Linked DNA regions of Homo sapiens: region 2 is linked to region 1. Evidence: chromatin loops called from intact Hi-C (ENCODE). Cell type or tissue: GM12878. All regions are shown on one strand.

Region 1 (5,000 bases):
GATGGCTCATGCCTAATCCCAATGCTTTGGGAAGCCAAGGCAGGTGGATCACTTGAGCCCAGGAGTTCGAGACCAGCCTGGGCAACATGGCGAAGCCCCATCTCTACAAAAAAATACAAAAATTAGCTGGGCGTGGTGGCACGCACATGTAGTCCCACCTACTTGGGTGGCTGAGGTGGGAGGATCGCTTGAGCCTGGGAGGTCGAGGCTGCAGTGAGCCTTGATTGCGCCACTGCACTCCAGCCTGAGCAACAGAGTGAGACCCTGTCTCAAAAAATAAAAAATAAAAAACTTACTACGGAAAGAGACTGTAGCAAGAGCCTCACGAGGGGAAGCAGGAGCCTGACATTTTCTGAGCACCTACAGAAATTGGGCGGGGCTGGTTCTTCCATACTGGAAGGCAGTTGGGTTCTACCACTAGGGGACCATTGTCACTCTGCCTCTCTGAGGCTCAGTCTCATCATCTGATGTCATGGGCCATGACTGCCAAGGCTCCTTCCAGCACTTCAATGCCAGGGACCAATATGTGAGTAGCAGAGGACCCATCGCCTGTCCCCCCACATAAAAGCACATCCCAATAGAAAGACAAAACATTACAGGGGCCAAACACTACCAGAAGCAAGTTTAACAACTTCGTGCCCCAAAGCCCTTGCCTCTCCCCAGCTTAACTACCTAGGTATCAACGGAAGAGAGGCAAGAGTTGTGTTAAGACACTCTCCATTCAAAGAACAAAATGGTGAAAGTCCCAAAGAGTCCTGTTCTCTAGTGACTTGTAGGTTCGTGCATAAAACGAAGACTGTGGTTACATACAAAGCCTTATGTTCCAGAAGGACTGATAATGAAGTAAGGAAATGGTGCTCCAGCCATCTGTGTTAATAAGCCCCCGGGGTTCCCCCAGAGCAGGCTTCCTTAACCTCAGCATGACTGACATTTGGGGTCAGATAACTCTTTGTTGTGGTGGTGCGGGGGGCGGCTGGCCTGTGCATCGTAGGATGTTTAGCAGCACCCCTGACCTCCACCTAGTAGATGCCAGTAGAATGACTCTCCACTCCCCTGACCCCCGCCACCAGCTGTGACAACCAAAAGTGTCTCCAGATAGTGCTGTGTCCCCCTGGTGGGGAGAATTGCCCCCAGTTCAGAACCACTGCCAGAGAGAATTTTCTATCTTAAAATGTGCAGTTCTTTGTTAAAGCCATGTAATACATGTGGCATCACCCTTCTCACCCACTACAGTGTGGGCCACCAGGAACTGTCAGCAAACAGACCTTGTCAACATGCTCTGCCCAGGGGACTTTACAGAATTGCACACTCACTCCTGGTGGTCCATAGTCGTGGAGAATTGCAAGTTGTAACCGTATTTGGGTGAAAGGGTTACATGTTCATTCATTAACATATGGCACTTACTGTATGCCAGGCAATGTGCCAGGGCAATGGAGCTGAGCAGATCCAGTTGGAGATGGAGACTTAATACAAGAGGAAATGTTGTATCACTTTACATTGCATGCCTGTATCAAAACATCTCATGTACCCCACAACTTTATACACCTGCTATGGACCCACAAAAATTAAAAATAAAAAATGTTTTAAACAAAGTATGGTACAGCACACCTTTGGAGCAGGCTCCCACAGATGCACAAGCGGTGTGGGAGGCTGAACAATGACTTCCCAAAGATGGCCATATCCTAATCCCCAGAACCTGTGACTATGTTCCCTTCCATGGCAACAGGAACTTTGCAGGTGTGATTCACCAGGCATCCTGAGAAGGGGAGGGGATCCTGGATTATCCAGGTGGGCCCAGTGTCAAACAATGGTCCTCATAAAAGGCAGGCAGGTGGCTCGGTGAAAGATAGGAGATGCCAGGACTGAAGCAGAGGTTGGAGGGCTGGGGTACGAGTGAAGGAGGTAAAGGCACTGCAGGCAGCCTCTAGAAGCCGGGCAAGGCAGGGAAATGAATTCCTCCAGAAAGAACGCAACCCTGCTGACACCTTGATATCGACCCGGTAAGATCCATTTTGAACTTCCGACCTCTAGAACTATAAGATTACACATTTGTGCTGTTTCAAGCCACTAGGTTCACAGTGATTTGTTACTGCAGCAATAGGAAACTGATACAGGGAGTCTACAAGGCAGAGGAGAGAGTGACATCTGTTCCCCATGAAGGGAAATACGTGGGCAAAGTCTCAGAGACCTGAATGAGCTTAGAATAAGCGAAAGCATTGGTGGCTGCCGAGCTTCACGAAGGCTTCACTAAGGCATTCAGGATCTAAAGCATTTGCAGAAGGGTAGACACATAGGGTCAATTCCAGAGCCACTTAGGGCTTGACTGTACATCAGAAGGGGCAGGGAAAGGGGAAGGAACAAGAGGCAAGGAACAATAGCAGCGTCCCTGTGGAAGTGACAGGAAAGATGGTGATACCCTCAATGAAATGGGAAGTAAAAAGAGGCAGGGCAGGCATTACAGAGGAGAAATGCTGTGCTTAGTTTGCAACATGCTCAGTCTGAGGCGTCTAAGACACACCTGGGTGAAGTTAGCTAGGAGAGGATACCAATGATAATCAGCTCAACCAATGTTAATCTTAGGCTTACAGTGTACCAGGCACAGGAACACAATGACCAAACTGACGAGGTTCCTGCCCTTGTGGTGCTTATAGTGGGTGGGTCCTGAGCTCAGAACAGAGACCAAGACTGGGGACAGATGTGGGCATCGTCAATAGGCGACACCTGAATTGGCAAAGTGGCTGCAATCACTCAAGGACACACTAAACATAAGGGGACCAGAGATGACAGCATTCCACAGGTGGACAGGGGTGGAAGAAAAGAAGGGAGGACTGTAGGAGAAATCAGGAAAAAATAGGGTGTTCTAGAAGACAAAGACTTCCAGTCTTCAATCTCAAGCTTCAGTGAAGTCAAACATGGTGAGGCCTGAGACCATGTACTTCGTGATTGGAGAAGGATCATTCAGGATAACCTCAGCATGATCAGTTTCTAGAACACAATCAAGGCAGTGCCAGAGTCCTGGTAGGTGTAGGGCAGGCTATGTGAGGAAAGGGGAAGAGTGGGACAAGCTGTCTCAAAAAAACAGCAGTGAAGAGGAAAGGTGAATGCAAGATGTAACTTTAAGGCGGCTTTATTAATAAACTGTAAAAATCTAAATAGAACCAAAGATGGAATCTTCCCAAGGAGGGACAGGGCAGTTGACTATGAACACACAGTTATCCAAGAGAAACCAGGAAACGTCAGGTCCACCACAGGGCAGTGTAGTGGTCAGAATAACATTCCCTCCCCGCCCCCAGATGCCCACATCCTAAAGCCCAGGATGTGTGAATATTAGGTTACAAGGCAAAGGGGAGTTAAACTTACTGATCAGCTGACCTGGAGATGAGGAGATGAGCCTGGAATATCCAGGTGGACCCAATGTCATCACAGGAGTCCATACACATGGAAAAGAGGGGCAGAAGAGTCAGTAACAATGATGTGATGGGAGAGAGAGCTGCCCAGCCGTTGCTGGCTTTGGAGAGAGGAAGAGGCCACAAGCAAAGGAATGCCAATTCTGGAAGCTGGAAAAGGCAAGGAAAGGGATTCCCTCCTACAGCCTCCAGAAGGAATGCAGCTCTGCTGACTTCGTGATTGTCGCCCAGTGACGGATGATAAACATGTGATGTCTCCAGGCACTAAGTCTGTGGTAGGTACAGCAGCAATCAGAAACGAATACAGGTACCAGGTATAGAAAATCATGAACAAATATTACACCCTGGAATAATGCAAACAGTGTAACTTAAAGTCCCCTTTAAAGAGGATGGAGGGTAAAGGATGCTGGGAAGTGCCTGTGTGATACTCTGGTAAAAGTCTCAGAGACTAACACTGAGATCGGCTGCCTAGTGTCACTAATGCCTAGGTGTTGGAGGTCTGGGTTGGACTGGATTCGTGGAAGAATCCACACTGTACTGTCTTAACACAAGAAGTGTGTTTTGAAGTAGGAGTATGTCTTTCTCCTCTAAGGTAATGAGTCACTTATAACAGTACTTATAACATAAGACTTATAATAGTCTTATGAACAGAGTGCCTTGTGTACCCCAGTGAACCACGAGCTCCGGATGTCAGCTTTCTCAACTGTAAGGCAAGGAGGGGTTCTACACTGGACTATGATCAGAACCACCTGGAGGACTCATGAAAATGCAGATTGCTGGGCCCCATCCCCAGCATTCCTGATTCAGGAGGTCTGCTGGAATGAAGCCAGAGAATCTGTATCTCTAACGGGTTGCAGGGGAGGCTGTGCTACTGGCCTGGGGCCACCCTCTGAGAAGCGCTGCATTAGAGGCTCTCCTTCTCTAACACTAAGTATTTGGGCTATTTTCCTGTTCTGCGTCTTTCCCATTAGCACTGACTTCATGGTTCTCAGCAGCTTGCTCTTTCTCTGTCACTCTCTCTTCCCTTAGTATAGCATTTCAGATGTCCATCGTGCTTAGCATTGAACAACAGTCCAGGCTATACCTGGTTGATATGAAGTAGCCACAGATATACCTAGAAAGCCATTTTCCTCCCCCACTGCCTCCGATTCCCTGCCCCTGCCTGTCACATAGTTAACTCGGAGAAAGAGCAGTTCTTCTGGCTGGGAGCTGGCCAGGCACCCACAGCTGGGCCAGGGTGTCCTGTTGAACAGAAACAATTCCCTAGAAAACCAACATCAGACAAGGCCACTCTGCGACCAGGATGGAATAAGATGAAAACAAGACCACACATTAATCATGTCTGAACACGGACAAAACATGCACCTTGTCCAAACCACACACATGACCAAATATCCCCCAATCCTGGATAATGCAAATGACTGCTGCTGCTTTACCAACCATAGCTGTGGCCTGCCTCCAATGTTCCCTGCTCCTAGAGAACATTTGTTAAAATACCCAATCACAAATTCCCCCTGGTAGCATCCAATCCAAAGTAATGCCCAGCTTCCTTAAACACGCCCTCAAGCCACCTGACACAGGTGCAAGCCCTCT
Region 2 (5,000 bases), 67 kb before region 1:
ATCTTCACCTTCACTCTCCCTGAACTCTCCTCAAGAATTTATCTCATCTCCCTCAGTGGCATAAAGATGATGAAATTTACCCCTTAGCCTGCGAGTGGGGCAATATACTATTTCATATCCCTTTGTGAGTTAAGAAGCTAAAGTGAAACAAAATGTCTTCTGGGTAGCCCTAAAGATGTACTGCCCATATGTTCCTTCAAGAAAGAACTTGGCCAGCATAGTGGCTCACACCTGTAATCCCAGCACATTGGGAGGCTGAGGCAGGAGGATTGCTTGAGCCCAGGAGTTTGAGACCAGCCTGGGCAACATAGTGAGACCCCGTCTCTACAAAAAAAAAAAAAAAAAAAATAGCTGGGGCTGGGCATGGTGGCTCATACCTGTAATCCCAGCACATTGGGAAGACAAGGTGGGCGGATCACCTGAGCTCAGGAATTCAAGACCAGCTTGGGCAACATGGTGAAACCTTGTCTCTACAAACAATACAAAAATTAGCCAGGTGTGTTAGTGCACGCCTGTAGTCCCAGATACTCAGGAGGCTGAGGAAGGAGAATCGCTTGAGCCCGGGAGGCGGAGGTTGCTGTGAGCCAAAATCGCACCACTGCACTCCAGCCTGGGTGAAAGAGAGAGACTCTGTCTCAAAAGACAACAACAAAAAATTAGCTAGATGTGGTGGTACGCGCCTGTAGTCCCAACTACTCAGGAGGCTGAGGTGGGAGGATCACTTGAGCCTTGGAGGTCGAGGCTGCAGTGAGCCATGATCGCGCCACTGCACTCCAGCCTGGGCAACAGAGTGAGACCCTGTCTCCAAAAACAAACAAAAAAAAAGAAGAAGAAGAAGAAGAAGAAGAAGAAGGAAAGAACTAACTTGCACCTTTGGAATCTGCCTCAGCTTTCTTTCTAGCAGAGGCCATGCTCTCGCTGAGGAGCCAACAGCTGGTCACTAATCTGGGGAGTGCAGTCCTAGAGCCTGGCCATTTCTGCCCATTTCTTTTTTTTTTTTTCCAGCCTTACTGAGGTATGATTGACAAAGAAAAATTGTATTAATATAAGGTGTACAACATGATGATCTGACATATATATACACCGTGAAATGACGATCACAATCAAGCTAATTAAGAGACTCATCACCTCACAGAGTTCCCTTTTTGTAATAAGAACACGCAAGAGTTACTCTCAAATTTTAAGTATGTAATGCATGATTATTAACTCTAGTTACCGTGCTGCACAGCAGGTCTCCAGAACTCGTCTTGTAATTGCAAGTTTGTGCCCTTTGGCTAGCATCTCCCCTTTGCTTTCATGGAGCAATTTTTGTCCAGAAGCCCCCTGTTAGGCTGGCCAGGACAGACTGGCATCACCACCTGAGGCTCTCCCTGCCCTGCTCCTCTGCTCTCTCATCCTTCAAGGGTGTTATCCCCCCAGCCCCCAAACAAACCTCCTCTACTCCTAACTCCATCTCAGCATCCGAATCCTACAGTACCAAACTGCTAAACACCATCTAAGTATTTCTCCAGTGTCTTGGAGTGGCTTAATACTGATATTAATAGCTAATATTTGTTGACAAATTAATATTTACCAAGTTGCTCTAAATGCATGATTTCACATCACAGGGTGACAGGTAAGAAAAGCAGCCATCCTTGCATCAAACAGGAATTGTAGTGCCAGAGGTGGTTCTGTGGTGGGCCTGGGCTGACAGCCGGGCAGCTGTGCAAATTCCTATCTCTAGCCTGGACCTGGCCCCCACACTCCAGACCCACATCCCTACCATGCTTCCCAATGCACAGGACAAAAACCTTAGAGTCATCTCTCCCTCCTTCCTCTCCTGCCACACCCCCAGTCTTACCAGCAAATCCCGTTGGCTGTACTTACAGAAATATCCAGAATCTGACCACTTCTCACCCTCCCACTGCCACCCCCTGGTCTCCCCTGTATTCCTGCAAAGGGCCTCCAAACTGCTCTCCTCGCTTCCACCCTTCCCCCTTGCAGTCTTTTCTCAACACGGCAGCCAGAGGGAACCTGTTAAAACATCTCTGGTCGCATCAGCCTCCCCAGTTACTTCCCATCTCACTCAGAGTCACAAGTCACAAGGCCCTCCCTGATCTGGAGCCCTGTAACCTATGTCCTCTAACCCCTTCTCCTATTGCTCTCCCCTGCCCTCTTCCCTCCGGCAGTGGTGGTGCACTGGTCTCTCTGTTGTTCCTCCAACAAGCCAGGGACACCCTCCTCCATAGGGCCTTTGCACGTGCCGTTCCCACTGCCCGAAGGGCTCTTTCCCCCAGATCCCCACAAAGTTCTTCCTCACATCCTCAAGTCTTGACTTAAATCACCTTTTTCATGAGGCCTTTCCTGGCCTCCCTATCATAAATTGCAATCCCATCCCCAACATTCATCTTCCCCTCCCCTTCTTTCTCCTCCTCAAACATGCTTGCTCCAAGAGACTAGGCCCAGGGTGAGGCTCAACAGGGTCTCTGAGGCCCACATCCTCTCACACTCCACCCCCACTTCTCTCTTCCTCCATCCTTCTTTTCTCCTCCCAACTCTACTTCTGTCATTGGCCCTCCAGTCTCCAGGCCAACCACAGACAGGCCAAGTGATAATGCCTCCTTGGACCTGCTCAAAGCTGGGGGTGGGGCTTCCCCAAATCCCAGCCTCAGACATGACAACAGGATGACAGAGTCTGACCTCCTGAGAAAGAACTGAAACACCTGTAATCTGTCACCCATCACCCATCACCCACAAAGAGCTGGAGAACTGCAGTGTATGGGAAAGTGGTATGGTCCTGGTGGTGGTTATTATTTTTTTAATTTAATGGAAAACAACAAGGACAAGAGTTAGAAATCCTAAAAAATACTAATGCTGAGACTCACAATCAGAGATAAAGATGAGACTAAGATGCAGCCTGGGCATCGGGATTTTTAAAGCTCCTTGGGCGATACTTGTGTGCTGCCAAGGTTGAGACCCATTGGAGATTTTTTTTAATTTTTATTTTGAAGTAATTATCTACTCACAAGAACTTACAAAAACGGTGCATGGAGTCCCATAAACCCTTCACTTAGCTTCCCTCAGTGATGATATATGACTATAGTACAATATCAAAACAAAAAAATTGACATTGGTACAATACTGTTCACTACAGACCTTATTCCGTTTTCATCAGTCATTCCATACACTGATTTGTGTGTAACTCTTTGCAACTTGATCCAATGTGTAGATTTGCACAAATCTACACACTGGATCACAATCAATATACAGTCAAGATACAGAACTATTCCATCTTCAAAAGGAACTCCCTCATGCTACCCCTTTATTGTGGTACCAGTCTTCCCCACACCCTGTCATTGTCCCTTGGCATCCAGTAATCTGCTCTCCAAGTCTATAGCTTTGTCATTTTGAGAATGTAATATAAATGAAATCATACAGTGTGTAACATCTTAGGTTGGCTTTGTTCACACAGCACGATGCCCCTGAGATCTATCTAAGTTGTTGTGTGTATCCGAGTTCATTCTGTTTTATTGCTGAGTAGTATTCCATGGTATGGTTGGACCGGAACTTGTTTAACCATTCATCCACTCAAAGACAATTCAAGATATTTCCAATTTGCAATTATTACAAATAAAGCTGCTATGAACATCTGTGTACAGGTTTTTCTGTGAACTTAAGTTTTTATTTCTCTGGGATGAGTGTCCAAAAGTATAACTGCTGCATCCTATGGGAAGCACATAGTTCTATAACAAACTGCCAAACTATTTTCCAAACTGACTGAACCACTTTTCATTCCCACCATCAATATATGAGAGAACCAGTTTCTCTGCAACCTTGCCAGCATTTGGTGTTATCACCATTTTTAATTTAGCCATCCTAATGGCCATTCTAATAGATACATAGTAATTTCTTGTTGTGGTTTTAATTTGCATTCCTCTAATGACTAATGATGTTGGACATCTTTTCATGTGCTTATTTTACATCTGCATACTCTCTTCAGTGAATGTCTGTTCGTGTATTTCACCCATTTTCATTAGATTGTTTTGGTTTCTTACTGTTGCATTTTGAGAGCTCTACACATTCTAGATACAAGTCCTTTGTCAGACATGTGGTTTGCAAATATTTCCTCCCAGTCTGTAACCTATCTTTTCATCCTCTTCACATTTTGATGAAGTCTAATTGATCTTTTTTTATTTAATAGATTGTGTTGGCCAGGTGTGGTGGCTCACACTTGTAATCCCAGTACTTTGGGAGGCCAAGGCAGTGGATTACTTGAGTCTAGGAGTTTGAGACCAGCCTGGGCAACATAGGGAGACTCCATCTCTACAAAAAATACAAAAAATTAGCCAGGCGTGGTGGCTCACACCTGTAGTTCCAGCTACTTGGGAGGCTGAGGCACAAGGAGCACTTGAGCCTGGGAGGTCGAGGCTGCAGTGAGCTGAGACTGTGCCACTGCACTCTAGCCTGGGCAACGGAGCAAAAACAAAAAAGATTTTGTTTTTGGTATGATATCTAAGAACTCTTCACCTAGGCCTAGGTCCCCAAAATGTTTGCCTATGTTTAATTCTAACACTTTTATAGTTTTATGTTTTACATTTAAATCCATGATCCGTTTTGAGTTAATTTTTTAATAAGATGTTAGATTTAGGCCGAGTTTCACTTTTTTTGTCTATGGATGTCCAAATACTCCAGTATCATTTGTTGAAAAGGCTATCCTTCCTCCATTGAATTGCTTTTGCCCTTTTGTCAAAAAGTCACTTGGGCATATTTGTGTAGGTTTATTTCTGGGTTCTCTAGTCCGTTCCTTTATCTATATGTGTATTCCTGTGTCAATACTAGACTGTCTTGATTACTATAACTATTAAAGTTAACTCATAAAATTGGGTAGATTCCTATTTTGCTCTTCTTTTTCAAAATTGTTTTCAAAATGTTTTGACTATTGTAGTTCTCCTGATTTCTTTTATAAATCTTAAAATAAACTAGTCTATAGCTACAAAAAAAAATCTTGCTGGAATTTTGAT

Evidence for each region. A loop is a pair of places that touch in the nucleus more often than their neighbours do. Peaks named below come from ENCODE experiments on the same cell type or tissue, not always from the same donor. Only the 100,000 strongest peaks of a DNase experiment are listed, where the experiment ranks them.
Region 2: a loop joins it to region 1, with 2.6 times the contacts of the local background. A loop is called at or near these places in 8 of 110 quality-filtered maps.

Annotation. Positions count from the first base shown.
Region 1 is chrX:19,878,974-19,883,973 of GRCh38, forward strand. The region is part of intron 1 of SH3KBP1 (SH3 domain containing kinase binding protein 1); the gene reads right to left. Among named protein-coding and RNA genes, the nearest start is that of SH3KBP1, 6.1 kb to the right of the region's middle. RefSeq lists enhancers at 778-827, 998-1,057. In GM12878, a CTCF peak has its summit at 2,140; no DNase peak of the experiment used is centred here; H3K4me3 peaks cover 2,061 bases; H3K27ac peaks cover 3,198 bases.
Region 2 is chrX:19,812,338-19,817,337 of GRCh38, forward strand. All of the region lies in intron 2 of SH3KBP1 (SH3 domain containing kinase binding protein 1), which reads right to left. Among named protein-coding and RNA genes, the nearest start is that of SH3KBP1, 73 kb to the right of the region's middle. In GM12878, a CTCF peak has its summit at 2,141; no DNase peak of the experiment used is centred here; H3K27ac peaks cover 1,304 bases.